Linked DNA regions of Homo sapiens: region 1 is linked to region 2. Evidence: chromatin loops called from intact Hi-C (ENCODE). Cell type or tissue: heart right ventricle. All regions are shown on one strand. Region 1 overlaps NTN1 (netrin 1). Region 2 overlaps NTN1 (netrin 1).

What was found. A loop is a pair of places that touch in the nucleus more often than their neighbours do. Peaks named below come from ENCODE experiments on the same cell type or tissue, not always from the same donor. Only the 100,000 strongest peaks of a DNase experiment are listed, where the experiment ranks them.
Region 1: it touches region 2 in a loop (4-fold over the local background); 2 of 110 quality-filtered maps call a loop at or near these places.

Annotation. Positions count from the first base shown.
Region 1 is chr17:9,068,987-9,076,986 of GRCh38, forward strand. The region is part of intron 2 of NTN1 (netrin 1); the gene reads left to right. Among named protein-coding and RNA genes, the nearest start is that of NTN1, 51 kb to the left of the region's middle. In heart right ventricle, no CTCF peak of the experiment used is centred here; a DNase peak (open chromatin) is centred at 3,835; H3K27ac peaks cover 3,000 bases.
Region 2 is chr17:9,134,308-9,142,307 of GRCh38, forward strand. The region is part of intron 2 of NTN1 (netrin 1); the gene reads left to right. Among named protein-coding and RNA genes, the nearest start is that of NTN1, 120 kb to the left of the region's middle. RefSeq lists an enhancer at 3,955-4,663. In heart right ventricle, no CTCF peak of the experiment used is centred here; a DNase peak (open chromatin) is centred at 4,222.

The DNA.
Region 1 (8,000 bases), 65 kb before region 2:
CACTCAGCATGCATCCACCCCTCCATGAGTACAGGAATCAGCTCATCTGCTCTTCAAAGTATGGAGCTGAATTTTCCTATCCTTGCAAATAGCCTCTTGCCTCCTAGCCTGGCTTCCTCCACCGTTCATCAAGACTTCAGTACCAGGAGCACTGTATTGATGAATTTCACAATCCCGTGGGGATAAAAGCTGCTAAAACACTTTTCCCAACTGCTAAATTGGAACCTTTTAGACACCGAGATCTCACTTCCCCTCCTAGGAATTTTCCTATTAAAACATTTTAAAGGTCTATTCAACTAGTTTATAGCTATGGGAATTAAAAAAAAAAGAATGGAAATTAAGTTCTAGGGACATGTCTTTTTGGTCTTCTTTAAGAATCAGTCTAATTTCCACTTCATTGGCTTTTTGTTATTTCAAAGCAGAAGAATGAACATTTTCTCATTTCGTATTTCGTAATGAGGAAACCTTAGCAGAACCTGTATATAAACTATTTTGGTTTGACTATGGATTAATCACTTTCACTGCGTTAAAAACAAAATAATGAAGCCAAGGAGGTTATTTCCTTTTCAAGAGGAGGTTGAATTTTCTGAGCAGCTTTCTCCCTCAAACTTCTCAGAGTCTTCACCTTGGAGGCCTCGCCCTGCCTGCTTCTTGGGACTCTGCTTCTTGTCACCAACTGGGATTTGGGGACAGAAGGACCAGTAGGTGGGAGCACCTCAAAGTAAGGAGTGTGAAGTGCCTGAGGACAAGGTGGCAGGGGCTTCCAGTTCCTCCTTAGGATAAGGCTAGTGAGGTTGACCCCGCATTAACAACACATTTAAAGGTTTCATCTCCTATTTGTGATCTTGATGTATTCTACCTTTGCCCACTTGGTGAGGGTACCAAGACCCCGTGTCACAGCACAGGCCAAATGAACCACCTGTGGCTCATCCTCCTGGGAAGAGTTTGGTGGGTAACCCAGATACCAGTGGGTAGCCTTCGGGAGAAAAGGGTGAGCTAGTCTGGTAATGTTCCCCAGCACGTGGCTGGGGATGGTCCTGGCTGGAGCACATACCCGCCTTCTTCTTCGTAGGTTGTGTAGACTAGTGGACTAAGAGGTTGGACCCTGTACCACACTGAGTGGGTTCAAACTCTAGTTCTACCACATATCAACTCTGTGACCTTGGGCAAATGTCTTAGGTGCACTGTGACTCAGTTTCTCTTTCTGTCTATTATTATTGCCCTCTTCGTGTGATTGTTGTTAAATGAGTTAATTCAGGGGCTTAGAACAGTGTTTGGTTCAAAGCAAGTGCTCAGTAAATGTCAGCCATGAGCCTTCCGGGTGGATCTCACTTCAGCCACTGGTTAGGACAACTCAGAAAATGTCATGCGTGCTTCTTTCTCCCGAGAAAGGAAATTGTTTTACTCTTGTCCAAACTGTCTTCACTATTTAGAGGTCATAGAGGAACAAGAAGTGACTGAGAGCAGTCATGGCTCTTTGAGCCTAAACCCCCGAGACTTTGGAAAAGTGAAGTGTGATGAAAAGATGGAATTAGGACCTTAGTCTCCTGCCCTACTTGTCGGGTGCTGTTGCCACTCATCTAAGCTGCCACTGGTTTGGAGCTCACATTTTTATTTTTTTTGAGACAAAGTCTCATTCTTGTCTGCCAGGCTGGAGTGCAATGTTGCGATCTCTGCTCACTGCAACCTCCGCCTCCCGGGTTCAAATGATTCTCCTGCCTCAGCCTCCTGAGTAGCTGGGATTACAGGCACCTGCCACCATGCCAGGCTAATTTTTGTATTTTTAGTAGAGATGGGGTTTCACCATGTTGGCCAGGCTGGTCTCGAATTCCTGACCTCAGGTGATCTGCCCGCCTCCGCCTCCCAAAGTGCTGGGATTACAGGCATGAGCCACCGCACCCGGTCCTGGAGCTCACTTTTAAGCTACATGTGCTTTGTGGAGCAAAGTCATCATTTGGTAGGGGCTGGACCCATAGTTCGGTCTTCCCAAGACTTTTGGGGACTGTTTCAGACCATTCCCATGCTGCGTGTCCGCCACGTTGCTTCCACAGAGCCTCTCTGTGGTCCATGGCTCTTCCCATTGCCCGCAGACCTCACTTCCTCCAACTTCTTGGAACTTTCCAGATTGAGAGAATAACCACAAACCACTGAGGCCGGAGCACTGAAGAGTCCAGCTCTTTTTCACCTCTGTCAGCGGTCATGAGGGAGCCTGCTCTCTGTGGGGACAGATCTATTTTTGGTGTAACACGGATCGTGTGAACACTGATAACCTCAGACAGAGTGATTTTCTTCCATGTTTCTCAAGCATTTAAAGGGAAGCCTCTGGAACCACCGTGTTAAGCTCCTGACACGGTCCACAGCTTGCTCTAAGCCTGTTTTGATCACTTTTCTAATACAATGATATCGTTTCACATTCTCAGTAATTAGACTCTGTAATCCCTCCATTCTACTCTGTGTGACCTTTATCTTAAATGACATTTTTAAAATATGAAGTTTAAAAATTAAAAAAAAAAACCATAAAACAATGTTTGCAAAAAATGTACTAAAATGAATTATAGTTTCTAAGCCCTAGGCTGTCATGCCTGGTGGAAGCCAAAGGACTTGGCTCAGACCCACCCCTGGGGCCAGTCCTACAGCTGCAGGTAAGTTATGCCCACCTGCCTGCCCATGGGCGGGAGACCCTGCCCGCATGCCCTTTCGCCAGCAGCATCAAATGGAGGCTGGGGGTGATGAGCTTGTCAAGTGGTGGCCGATGACACTTGTATTGTTTTCCCTACACCTTGGAAAGTGACTCAAATGGCAAACATATGTCTCCAAAGTCATGCCCAGGGTTTCTTTCCCTCCAGAATTCCTAAAGACACTCTGAGTCCCAGCTTGCAGTATGAATGGAGGCTGGGGTCTGACCAGGTGATGGGGGTGTGAGAAGTTGCCTTATATGGTGGCCCCTACATTTCACAGCCCCTGGCAGATGCTGCAGTTTCCACATCCCTGGGGAGGGGTGAGAGATGCTGTAGATGCCTTTGTGGGATCTGAGCACACACGCAGCCCCGAGAGTCGGGAGGGAAGCCGGGGCTGGGAGTAGGATCTCTGCCCTTTGCACAGCTGAGGTCTGGCAAGATGCTTCTCGGGCAGGAACCCCAAGGGGAGCACTTTCTCCACGTGATCCATCATTTCCTGGGGGTCTTCATGAGTCCTTAGCCCCAGCTTTCCAGCTTCACACCAGCCCCCTCCCGGGTGGCCCTGGAGCCTGGGTTATTTGCTGTTTTTTTTTTTTTTTTTCAAGCGGGCACCACACCCGTGGACTGTCTGCCAAGAAGGACCATTGTTCGTGAGAATTCCTCCCTGGCTCCAGCTAACCCTTAGATGCACTATTCTGATTTTGTGGGCTTGAATTCTTATTTTCTTAAGCCTCACTTCTACCCCTACCCCCCAACTTATTCTTGCCTTCTCTCAACCCGGCCTTCTCATCAAACCTCATTTTGTTGCCCAAAAAGCTTTGAGAGGTGGGCGGGGATGTGGAGGTGAAGCCCTTCAGGAAAATTGAAGGTGGCTGTTTGACCTGGTCTCCGGAGTAGCTTTGCGTGCCCGCCTCGGAGAGGAGGCAGGGAGGCCCCCTGCATTCTGGGAGAGGAGGCTGTCGGGTAACCTAAGTTGGGGAATGCAGCGGTGATGGGAAGTGAGTGGGAGGCAGGGGTGGGAATAAGCGGGAGGAGAAGATAGGCTAAAGAATGAAAAGCAATATCTCTCCCCCCAGAATTGAGTTGATTAACCTGTAGAAAGGGAGGCCCTGCCAAGCCCAACTTCCTTGTTTCCAGAAACCTTGGCACGGAGGCCCCGTTTCTGGCAGAGGCCTCTCCTAGTCGGGGAACCAGCAAAGCAGCTGCTGTGATTTTCTTTTTCCTCTCATTTCTGGCAATCCGGAATGGGACTGTTTACTTTTTTCTTCCTCTTTCCTTCCCCACCCTCCTGTAGCAGGGAGTTGGTTCTGGTTAATGTTGAAGATCATAACATGATTACCCCAAAGTCTCCTGAAATTAAATCACTTTTCTTCAAAGAGAAAGGGGTGGGGGGACCGTCTGGCTGGTAGGCCAGCGAGGACGAGCGGATATTGAAAGCAGCCTGGCAGCTGTGATTCACTTTGCACAGCGGAGGCCCGGCAAGGCCCAAGCAGCCATGCACAGGGGCCGCATTTGCAAACAGTGGCTGGGAGGAGTCGCGTATCCCACCTGGGCCCCAGACACCTGTCTCCTGAGCGCCGAGACTTGGGGGTGGAAGGTGGGAATCAAAGCCGCGGGTGAAGGTGGGTGCAAGGTGATTCAGAGAGTTGAACCTGAACATGAGTCATCTGGGAAGAAACTGAACTTATCAAACAAGTCCCCACGAGAGTTCTCCATCACCTCCCACCCTGGGAGTTCATTGAGTCAGGGCACAAATTTCAGGGCAACTTTGCCACCAGAATAGCCTGGGATGGAAATCCGTCTTCAAAGCCTAACTTCAGTGGTAGCTGGAGGGATGTTTGTTTGTGTCTTTCCTTGTGCTGGGTCTTCCTGAACTCATTTGATTTTAGAGGTTGAGAGGACCATAGAGATCCTCCAGCATCTGCCCTCCCGCCGAGTGCAGGAGTCTCCTGTATACTTGACCCCAGCAAATAATGCTCAGCCTCTGCTTCCTTCCCTCCAGGGCAAACATTTGCCCTCTTACAAGGTCAGTTTTTGAAGAGAGAATATGGGAATTGCACCTGTTGATCCAGGTTGTGCGTTCCAGAGACTTGGAGATCCATGGTCCCACTTGGTGGGTGCCTGGCTCGGAAAATGACACAAAGTGAATGTGGTATTCTCTTCGTCATGGGCAGCCTGTTGGGGATTCTTGGCCCTCTTTCGCGCAGTGAGTTCAGCACTCCCTCTTTGTGGCTGTTTTCCTGGGCTGTTTCCTACCGTTTTTCATTCAAGGGAATCAGAGGAGTGGGAAACCATGTGGAAGCAGGATCTGGAAGATGCTCGATTCTTGTTGCTGGTGTCCCGGTACCTTGAGCTCTTTGTTTGGGGCCAGTGACCAGCCTGGGAGGCCCAGGAATCAGTGGCTATGTTGAGTGAAGACTTTAGGGGATTGGTCTTTTGGCGCCAAGAGGGCACCAGTTAGGCAGCAGAGGGACCATTTGAGAGAAGGCAGTGGTGCCGGCTCTCGCGAACCAGTGCGGGAGGGAAGCCTGACAGGGGCGAGGTGGCTTCCTGCAAGACGGCGTGTAAGCTCAGCAACTGCATTTTTCTGAGGAATTAGGGATGGGACGCGGCCAGCCCGCTCTGGTTGGAGCTTGGTGCTGTGACTCATTCTCATCAAGGGTCACTGAGCGTCTCTCTGCGCGTGGCCTTGGGCTGAACTCCTCACCTGGCCAGCCTTCTCGAAAATGTGTGTCATTCCTTGTGAGGCAGAGCCATGGAGCGGGTGAGTGAGTGTGCAAATCAGTGGAAATTCATCTGCACCACTGGAAAAACAACTCCAAGTTCATGACTTGTTGGCTTCAGAGGCGTGACTGTGAAGAATGGAGCTGACATTTTTGTTTTTCACTCAACACGCCCAAGTAGACAGATCCAGATGACTCTCCTGTCCACTTTAGGAGCCACCTGGGGAGGTGAAACACTTCTTCCACTGGCCTGGAGGGCCCTTTTACCAGCCCCGTGGGGAAGTCAGTCTTGTTACTTTACGGCCTCAGTTTTTATCCAAAGACAACATCACCTAGGCATGATCACTGAGCCTGTTCACCAGATTTGACACCCAAGGGTTGAGGCTGGATGCAAAAGTCCTATGCAGGTCCAGGGGCTGAGGAGCTGCCACTATCTGGGAAATTCAGGAGTCCCCAAGGGCAATTCTCAAAGGCAAGTCTCAGGAATGTGTTGGGCCCATTGGAATACTGTTGGAATAAGTGAGCCGTCCTCACTCTGCGTTTCCCAACACACACGGGTCTTACCCAACGGGATGTGTGCATGTGAGTGTGGATGTGGAATATGCTAGCTTGTTAGAAAGTCAGCCTCAACATGTTGTGGTCGGGCCTAGTTGGTTTGTTTACCAAGTCTCTTTGAGAGGCACAGTGAGTAACAGCAGGGTCTCTGGAGCCAGGCTACCAGAGTTCAAATCCCAGGCCCACCACTTAGAGATGGGATAGTCTTGGTCAAATGACCTCCTCTCCCGGTTCTTCCATCTATAAAATGGGGTTCAGCTGGGCACGGTGGCTCACGCCTGTAATCCCAGCACTTTGGGAGGCCGAGGCGGGTGGAATACTTGAGCCCAGGAGTTCGAGACTAGCCTGGCCAACATGGTGAAACCCTGTCTCTAGTAAAAATACAAAAAATTAGCTGGGCATGGCGGTGGGCACCTGTAATCCCAGCTACTCAGGAGGCTGAGGCAGGAGAATCGCTTGAACCTGGAAGGTGGAGGTTGTAGTGAGCCAAGATCACGCCACTGCACTCCAGCTGGGTGACAGAGGGAGACTCCATCTCAAACAAAAACAAAAACAAAACAAACAAACAAAAAATAAATAAAAAAAACTTAAATAAAACGGGGCTCTATGAGAGTCCCATCTGGTTGGTATTAGGATGAGTTGGCCTTGGTGTGTCACAGGAATGAAAGGGGACGGCCTGTCAGCCTCTCCAAGCTCATCGTCATTGCCCCTCCTAGCTTCTTTGGGAGGGGGAAGCTTTGAGACCCTCAGGGACTTCAGTCCTATGGCCTCAGACTAGGGATGTGTGTGTGGCTCTGCAGCCCCCGGAGGTGTGGCCTTGTGCCAGTCCCAGCGCTGCAGGGAAGAGGCAGGACAGAAGTGAGGGGAAGACATGTTTCCCCAGGGGGAAAATACCCCGCCTGGAATGGGTCAGTGGTTGGCAAACTTTCATTTAGCTGACAGAATCCTCCATGGAATCTAATGAGATAGAGCAGAAGAAAGCAGAGTTGCCTGGGTTGACGTTAGGGAGGCCCCATGGGCTGGCCCACCCCTCAACCCCAGGTTCACCCTTGAGGTGAGGCCACTGAATCCTGGGGCTCCTTGAGGTCATTTTTAAAAACTGCTGGTCAGAGAGAGGAGGTGATTCCCCATGGTCCCTCAGCTGACTGTGCTCATGAGAGCTGATTTGAGAACCTGACCCCTGTGGAAGACGCACAACCCTACTGTGTGCCCTTTAAGCCTCATGACAGCCACTACCTTTGTTAACATGAGGGAGGCCCAATGTCCAAGTGCAGTGGAATCCACCCAGGTGGGGAGGGTCTGCAGAGTCCTCCATCCTCCATCCACACCAGCCTGCACACTGACCACAGCTGGGAATTTCTTAAAGGCAGAGGGATGGGAATGCCTGGACATGTCCCCTTTAGGTTCTCTATTTGTTTTATTTTATTTCTATTTTTAAGTTTTTTTGTTAGAGACGGTCTCACCCTGTCATCCAGGCTGGAGTGCAGTGGTGCAATCATAGCTCACTACAGCTGTGAGCTCCTGGGGTCAAGCAATCCTCCCACCTCAGCATCCCGAGTAGCTGGGACCACAGGCACACACCAGCATGCTCAGTGAATTTTTCAAATTTTTTTGTGGAGATAGGGGTCTCTCTATGTTGCTCAGGCTGGACTTGAACTCCTGGGCTCAAGTGATCTTCTCACCTCAGTCTCCCAAAGTGCTGGGATTATAGGCATGAGCCATTGCGCCCGGCCTAGGTTCCCTACTTTAGATTAGCTCACAGTTTCTCAGCCTTCAGCATGTCTAACAATTAGAATTCAACATGAATACATAAAACCACACACTTTGCATAATTATTGATTTAAGTGACTTTCCAGGGTATTTTGACAGTCAGTTATTTTTAACTCCTGTGTGACTTTATCAACCACATGCCTCCACCCAGGATGGGGTGTCCCTGAGGACTCAGCCCCTGCCTCCTGGCTCCACACTGTCAGAGGTGTCTTCTTGCTAGACGGGTTCCCCTGCAGTTATTCTAGGAAGCCCAGTGTAGACCCAGCTGCTGCCT
Region 2 (8,000 bases):
CCCCCAGATGACTGATTTCTTGCCAACCCCTCTTAGTGATAACTGGGTGCTCACCCTCTCTCCCCCCAGAGCACTCCCTCCGGTTTCTGTGCCCGGCTGGGGTTGCAGCTGCCTCTCTCTGGACCTCACTGGAAAATCAGGGATTGACTAGATTGGGAGCATGGTCCTTGTATATTAGAATCACCTGGAACTTTAACAGAACTACTCACGTCAGGGCCTCTCTCCACACTAATTAATCAGAGTCTCTGGGGTGGGGACCACACTTTTTAAAAAGCTTTCCAAGTAAGTCTAACATGCAGCCGGGGCAGAGAACCATGAGAATAGACAGTCTTTCTGCTCTGGGCGGCCCTGAGCTTTCAGGGGTTCCAAATGTTCAGGGCCCAGATGCTGGCTGCTCATTGCCCTGTGGGACCCTTCTAGGTGCGAAGTGAACATGCAGAGACAGTCAGTGCATCACAGAGCCCGCTGAGTTTAAGCCTCAGGCCTGGGGTCTTTCCATGGCTGTTGTTTTCTAGGTATTTGCAGACTGGAAATGAACCTACCAGGACTTCTCAATAAAGCGTCTTCCTCCTGCCCTGCTTTTGGTTCTGGGTCCTGAGAAAGGTGAGAAAGCTTATTCCAGAACTCAATAGTCTTGTTTGGGAGGCCTGTCCCTGAGTTCCAGACCCAGGGGGTGCTGCCTCCTGAATGGACACCCCCATTGTCATGCAGCTGACACCTCCAACCCCCATACCCAGACCAAATTCTCCGAGTGCTGTACCTGGACACGGGTGTCCCCATCCACACCGAGGGCCCGGTAAGGCACATTGTCCCCCAGCCCCTGATGCTCCCGGCCCATCCTCCCTTCTCTACCCCATTCCTTTGTCTTTGCTCACCTTGCCAGTTCTTCCCATCTCCTGTCTGGGCTGCCCTTTACTGGCTACAGGAGGGTCACTGTTCTGCTGGAAAGTGTCTGAGAGCAGCTGCCACCTGGGTCTGAATGTGTCCCCCAGACCCAACACCTCTTTGCACAGTCCTGAACCTGTGTCTGGCTCTTGCTTCCCCTGCAGCCATCCTGCCAACCAGACCACACTAACGTTGTTCTCATGCACGGCTTCCTCTGGCCTCTGAGCCTTTGGACGTCCTTCCCCCTATTCTCGGGTTGTCTCCTGTTCCCAGCAATAGTTCATTCGCCACTGTCGGGGTCAACCACTTAGTCCTCTTGACCATGAGACTCTCCTAAGTTCTGAATGCAGAGGATTGGCTGAGATCCACGCTTCTTGGAGCCCATTGGCTTCCCCTTGAATTGTCACGATGGCCCAGCACTGTTGGGTTCAGCTGGTGTGTGGAGCCTCTGCTTTTTCTGTAGAGACTGGACTCTTACTTCTTCTAAGCTGTTGTCTCATCTCCAGGTTGAGGTTCTAGGGCTCCCTGGAGTAGGCCTGGTGGGGCACTTGTCCTTAGAGCCCTTTCCTGGCAATCTGTTCTGGCTTCCAGCATTCCAGGGCATTGGAAGGGGCATTTAGGAGACCAGGGTTCTAGCCCTGAGTCCACCATTCACTCCCTGAGCTCCTCTTCACACATGTCGACTGAGCACAGCCCATACTCAGAGGGCAGCATGAACACTGCCACCCCAAACGTGTCTGTGTGCGCACGCTCACTCATACATGTGTGCACGTGCCTACTCAAACTCGACACCCATCCTCCTCACTCCCGCCTGGGAAGCTCTAAGCCCATTTCCTCGTGTCCCCCTGGTGCGATGACTCAGGCTGCTTTCTGGAATCTTCCTAGAGTCAGTCCCCACTCAGGGGAAACTGAGTCACAGCTTGACAAGAGTGGGCAGGAAATGCTCCAGCAACAGGCCAGCAGCTAGGGGCAGCAGAGCAAATGCTGCCCTGCACACCTCAGTCTTTACAAAACCAAACCAAACGGAGCCTAGCTTTACTTTATTCTGAAGTGGTTCAGAGTAGACGATAATAACACTGTTAAGAAAAGAGTATAGTGTGGCTGAGTGTGGTGGCTCACGCCTGTAATCCCAGCATTTTGGGAGGCCAAGGCAGGTGGATCACCTGAGGTCAGGAGTTCTAGACCAGCCTGGCCAACATGGTGAAACCCCGTCTCTACTAAAACAAATACAAAAATTAGCCAGGCATAGTGGCATGCGCCTGTAATCCTAGCTACTCAGGAGGCTGAGGGAGGAGAATTGCTTGAACCCGGGAGGCAGAGGCTGCAGTGAGCCAAGATTGCACCACTGCACTCCAGCCTGGGCAACAGAGCAAGACTCTGTCTCAAAAAGAAACAAACAAAAAAAGAAAAAAAAGAAAAAAGAGCATAGTGTAACAAACGCCTGTGTGCCAGCTCCTAGCTTTATCAGATTGTAACATGATACTTTCTCTGTGTGTGTGCGCTTCATCCTTTTATTATTTTTTTGAAGAAATTGGTCTTTATGAATTCCTCCTCCCTGCCCTAGCCTTGCAAGCTGGGAACACACACTGTGGAGAGGACCAGAGGTCAAGCCCTCACCTCTCCTCCTGCCACAATTTCAGGCTCTTCGCAGTCGGAGCCTGTTCAGACCTTTCCTTCCTCACTCCTGCCCAGCTCCTTCCTCGTGGCAGAAAGAGGGAAGGCCTTGACAGTCAGCCCCCATCACTTCAGCGCACAAAAAGGGGTGTGTGTGGATTGTTGAGAAAAATACAGAAGTTGACTCCTCTCTCAGGATTCCTGGTGGTGTTCTCAATTTTTCCTATGCCATTTTCTTGGCCTGGAATTTCATTTTCTCCCCTCCTCCACACACCCTGCTCCTATCTATGCTTTAAGACCTGGCTCAAATGACCCCTCCTCCATGAAGACCTCTCTGATGGCTGGCTTAGAAATAGTCTCTGCATTTCATCCTATGTTGTCAGTGCCTGGAATTTGAGTTTTGTTCATGCATCGTCTCCCACTCCTACCAGGCTGCAAACTCCCGGGGACTAGCGACCATGTCTCCTGTTTGTTCTGTATTCCCACCCCCACCCCATGCCAGTAATGATGCGAAGCTGGTGGGCAGTGACTGTCTGCTGAGCGAATATTTGATTCCTGAGGTGTCCCCAGTACCTAGAACAGAACTGGCATGGGGTGGACACTCAGTGAAGATTGTGGCGTGAATGAATGAACCAATGAACAGAGCACAGAGTGCCCTATCCGTGGAGGGGGGCATGTGTCTCTACCTGTAAGAGTTGACCGGCGGCCTGGCACAATGGCTCACGCCTGTAATCCCAGCACTTTGGGAGGCCAAGGTGGGTGGATCACCTGAGGTCAGGAGTTCGAGACCAGCCTGGCCAACATGGTGAAACCCTGTCTCTACTAAAAATACAAAAAATTAGCTGAGTGTGATGGCAGGCACCTGTAATCCCAGCTACTTGGGAGGCTGAGGCAGGAGAATCGCTTGAACCTGGGAGGTGGAGGTTTCAGTGAGCCGAGATCGCGCCACTGCACTCCAGTCTAGGTGACAGAGCAAGACTCCATCTCAAAAAAAAAAAAATAAAACTGTTGACGGGCATCTTGGGTACTTCCGGCATTTCCGGCCTTCCCGGCTGGACTTGGTGTTTTCCCTGTGCCTGATTTCAGGAATGAGGTGGATGTTTCGGGATGGCCAGGCCAGGGCCCACGTGCCTGCAGTGAGCTCAGGGCGGGCTCTATCAAAATCCCGCTGGTCCAGTCCTGAAGTGCAGTGGGCAACCAGATGTGCTCCACCTCCCTCCCCAGCCCAGCCTTCCCTGTCCCACCATGAGGTGAGAGCGGGCCTCTGAAGCCACAGGGCCTGCTGGTTTGCAAGAATCCCCGGCGTGTCTTTTTTCCAGTGAGTGACTTTTAAGTTGTCTTCAGAATGATTGCTCAACTTGAAAACCCCCTGGGCGGGTGTCTGGGGTGGTTTGGATCATTGCGCAGCATTTCATTCCTTTCCCCAAATTGCTCATTATTTCATTTGCATAAATTTTAGTGGTGAGATACCGCCCCAGGCCTAGGAAGCTCAAATAGACCTCATAATGGGGCATCAGAGACAAGTGGTGGGGGCCCCGTCTGGCCAGATCACGTGTCTGCGATGTTCTCAGGCTGTGTCCTGGCAGGAGCGGGCTTGGAAGGAGGACAACAATGTGCTACTTCCAGGGGGTAGGTGTCCTGCAGGGCTCGGTGGCTGGACCCCAGACGCTGCCTCTCCCTGACCTCAACCTGTCCCCCCACTCTCCGCACACTGTCACCAAGTGCCCTGCGTGGATGGGAGATGGAAGCCAGACAGAGCCTCATTCCCAGCTGGGCTCTGGCATCTCCTTGTCCATCAATCCGTCTGCACCTACTTATTGGGTGTGCTGACAGCCGCGTGCCGGGTACCGCGATGAGGCAGGGGTGGGGCAGACAGGGGAGTCAAAGACTGGAGGAGATAAGGCCAGGCAGCTGTGTTAGGTACCAGGGAGGGGCAGAGCTGTCAGGGCTGGGGAGTGGGGGATTGGTGAACCTGGGACCTGTGGGCTGAAAATGGGGGCTTGAAGAGAGTCTTGGTTGGTCAGGACCCCTCTAGGGCTGACCTTCCCACAAGGTGGCTCAGGGTCACCAGTCCCCTTGGTACTCTGGCTGCTGGGTGGTTGGGGCAGTGAGCAGATGCATCCAGGGCTCAAGTCCCCTCCGATATCCCTGAATGTGCTTTTCACCTAAGACCATTTTCCAGTGTGGCGTGTGGTGGAGGCTGGGAAGGCCATCCTGGGGCAAGTCTCTGGACACCATGGAGGAGGGGATTTAGCTAAAAGGTCTTCGGGGGACAGGGACTAAGTAGGCAAGGCCCAAGCATAGTCTTTCGTGGAGGGGCTCATGGGGGTGATGCCAGTCAGGGGATTGGGAAGGTTGTGGGGGCCTTGAATGCTGAGCTTAGGAATCGAGACATGTCCTTTAGGCTCTGTGGAGCTAGGGCAGCTTTCTGATCAGACAATAAATGAGGTGCTTTAGGCCTGTTGACCCGCTGTGGAGCAGGTACCGGAGGGCCAGGCCTGACGCCATGGGGGTGTAAAGTGGGCAGAATGAGGGCAGAGGGAGACCCTAACAGGAAGTCATACCTGGCACCTTCCCTCACCTTCATTGGCTCCTTCTGAGGCAATGCACCAAGCAAAACCATATTTCACTGAATCCTGGCATGGTCCAGGGACAGAGCTTGCTGGGACCCACAGGCTTCAGTTCCAAGAGAAGGAGTCCACGCTGCCCTCTCAGGCTCCAGTTTTCCAATGATTTCCTCATCATCTCCAGAAACTCAGTTAATATAATGCCTCTCAGTGTTTACTGAGAGCCTCCTGTGAGCCAAGCTTGCTTTTAAGTTCAGTGAGAGAATAGGAGAGAAAGAAGACATCACCCTCGTCCTCAGGGACTAACCATAACTATATGCAGTGCAATTTACATTAAACATTTTTGGGCTGTGACTCACAGTAAAAATGTATTTACCATTATGAATTATTATCTAGTACATCCATCTACCTACCTACCTACTCACTTATCCATCTACACCTATCCATCCTTCCATCATCTGTTCATCCATCCATTCATTCAGCCATCTATCCATCGATTCCTCCATCATTTATTCATTCATCCATTCATCCATCATCCATCCATTCATCCATCATCCATCCATCCATCTGTCCATCATCCATTCATTCATCCATCTATCCAAAATAAAAGTTCAATCAACCCTTACTCTGTGGTCCACTCTTATACTTTCAGTTTGCTTCTATTTTTTTTTTAATGCTGTCCACGATTCACTAAACTGGTCTCATGACCTGCTAATGAGTTGTTAGCTGCAGTTTAATAAGTGATGGCCACTCTGAAGAGTTGAAGCCAGCATACATACACTCCTTGTTAGATTGTCTAGGAGAGCTGTGTTCTCCTGAAAGACCGTCGGGTGGTGTGAGCTGTGTGTGCTCTGGGCCACCAGGAAAGGTGGAGGTCATTGTGAGGACTGTGGCGCAGAGCAGGAGCTCTGAAGTAAGAATGGTGTTACCTGCAGTGCAGTCTCTGCACCCCCTGCCCTGGTGCTGTGGCAGAACGGGTGCTTTGCCTCTGAAAACAACAGAAGGAAAGCACAGGCTGAACTCGTTGAAAAATAAAAACATAAACTTGAAATAAAAAAATGCATCTCTGAGCTGGCATTTGTTGAGTTCCCCAGAGTGAAAGCAGTGTTCATGGAGGTGAACAAGCACCAGAGCCAGATGTGTGTGTGCAGGTGTGGGTCAGACCCCTATGACAGTGAGCCCCTGTTTGACAGCTTGTGGGACTCAGGAGGCCAGAGGTAAAGGCAGGGCTTCCCCCATCCCCAGTGAAAAGTCCAACAGGAGTTGGCCACGCAAAATGTAAACCCTAAAGCACTGCACTCTCAATGTAAGGGCCAGTGAGAAATGAACCTGTCATGTAGGAGGGGAGAGTGAAGAGACCAGTGTGTTCTGACCTTTGTCCTGCACAGGAGGGAAAAGGTCGTCTCTCCCTAGAATTCATTACCACCGGCCAGCTCTCAGGCAGGCTGAAAACCCACATTTGTGACCCCTGTGCCAGTCTAAGATGATGGTGACTTGGACTAGGGAAAGAAGTAGCAAGATTTGGGAGAGAATTAAAAGTAAGAGCACTTGGTGATGGATTGATTAGGTAATGGGGTCAGGGGAGTGGGCGGTGACAGTGGTGACTGGATTTCCAGCTTGCACGTGTGGGTAGATGAAAGCATCATTTCCTGGAAGACAACTGGATTTGGGAGGGAATATCATGGCTTTGATCTTAGACACCATTAAGTTTGAAGTGCTTTTGAGCAATCTGAGATGTGGGGTGGGCGGTTGGATAGACACGTCAGAAGCTCAAAGAAGATGTGGGGACTAGAGATATATATTTGGGAGTCATTTCCCCCCGAGAAGACAGATCATTGAATTGGGGGAGATTACCAAGGGAGATAGCGAAGTAAGAGGAGAGAAGGCCCAAGTGCAGCTGGAAGAACGCCAGCTTTAATGAGGGGGGGGAGAAGGGCAAGCATGAAAGGGAGGCAGCCCTGGAGGAGGAAAACCAGGCATATGTGCTGCCAGGAAAGTCAAAGGAAGAGAGGGCTGTGGAAGAGATGCGGTGAACTCCGTCAAGCCTGCCGAGGGGCCTAGTGAGAGAGGTGGATCCAACATGAGTTGGATTTTGCAATATGGCAGACTTAGGTGGCCTTAGCGTGGGCGTCCTGGTGGGATAACAGGGCAAAGAAGATGCAGCAGAGTGGACGGAAAAGTGAGTGGGAGGCAGCACCATGGAAGCTGGGGAGAGACAGTACCTAGGGAGATGTGGGGTTGGAGGAGGGCTTGCAGAGAGGGGAGCAGTCTGAGCATGTTAACTAGGATAGGAGTTGGGATGAAAGGGGACAAGAGGAAGAGGCTGTGTGTGTGAGAGAGAAGGGAAAGGTGACGGTTTATGTTTCCTGAAGAGGCAAGAGGGAGTCGGATCCAAAACACAGTTGGGGCTGGGCACAGTGGCTCATGCTTGTAATCCCAGCACTTTGGGAAGCTGAGGCGGGTGGATCACTTGAGGTCAGGAGTTGGAGATCAGCCTGGCCAACATGGTGAAACCCTGTCTCTACTAAAACTACAAAAATTAGCTGGGCGTACTCAGGAGTTCGAGACCAGCCTGGCCAACTTGGTGAAACCCTGTCTCTACTAAAAATACAAAAAATTAGCAGGCGCCTGTAATCCCAGCTACTCAGGAGGCTGAGGCAGGAGAATCGCATGAACCCGGGAGGCGGAGCTTGCAGTGAGCCGAGATCGTGCCACTGCACTCCAGGCTGGGCGACAGAGCGAGACTCCATCTCAAAAAAAGTAAAATTAGCTGGGCATGGTGGCGGGCCCCTGTAATCCCAGCTACTCGAGAGGCTGAGGTGGGAGAATCACTTGAACCTGGGAGGCGGAGGTTGCAGTGAGTTGAGATCGTGCCATTGCACTCCAGCCTGGACAATAGAATAAGATTTCATCTCAAAAAGAAAAAAAAAAAAA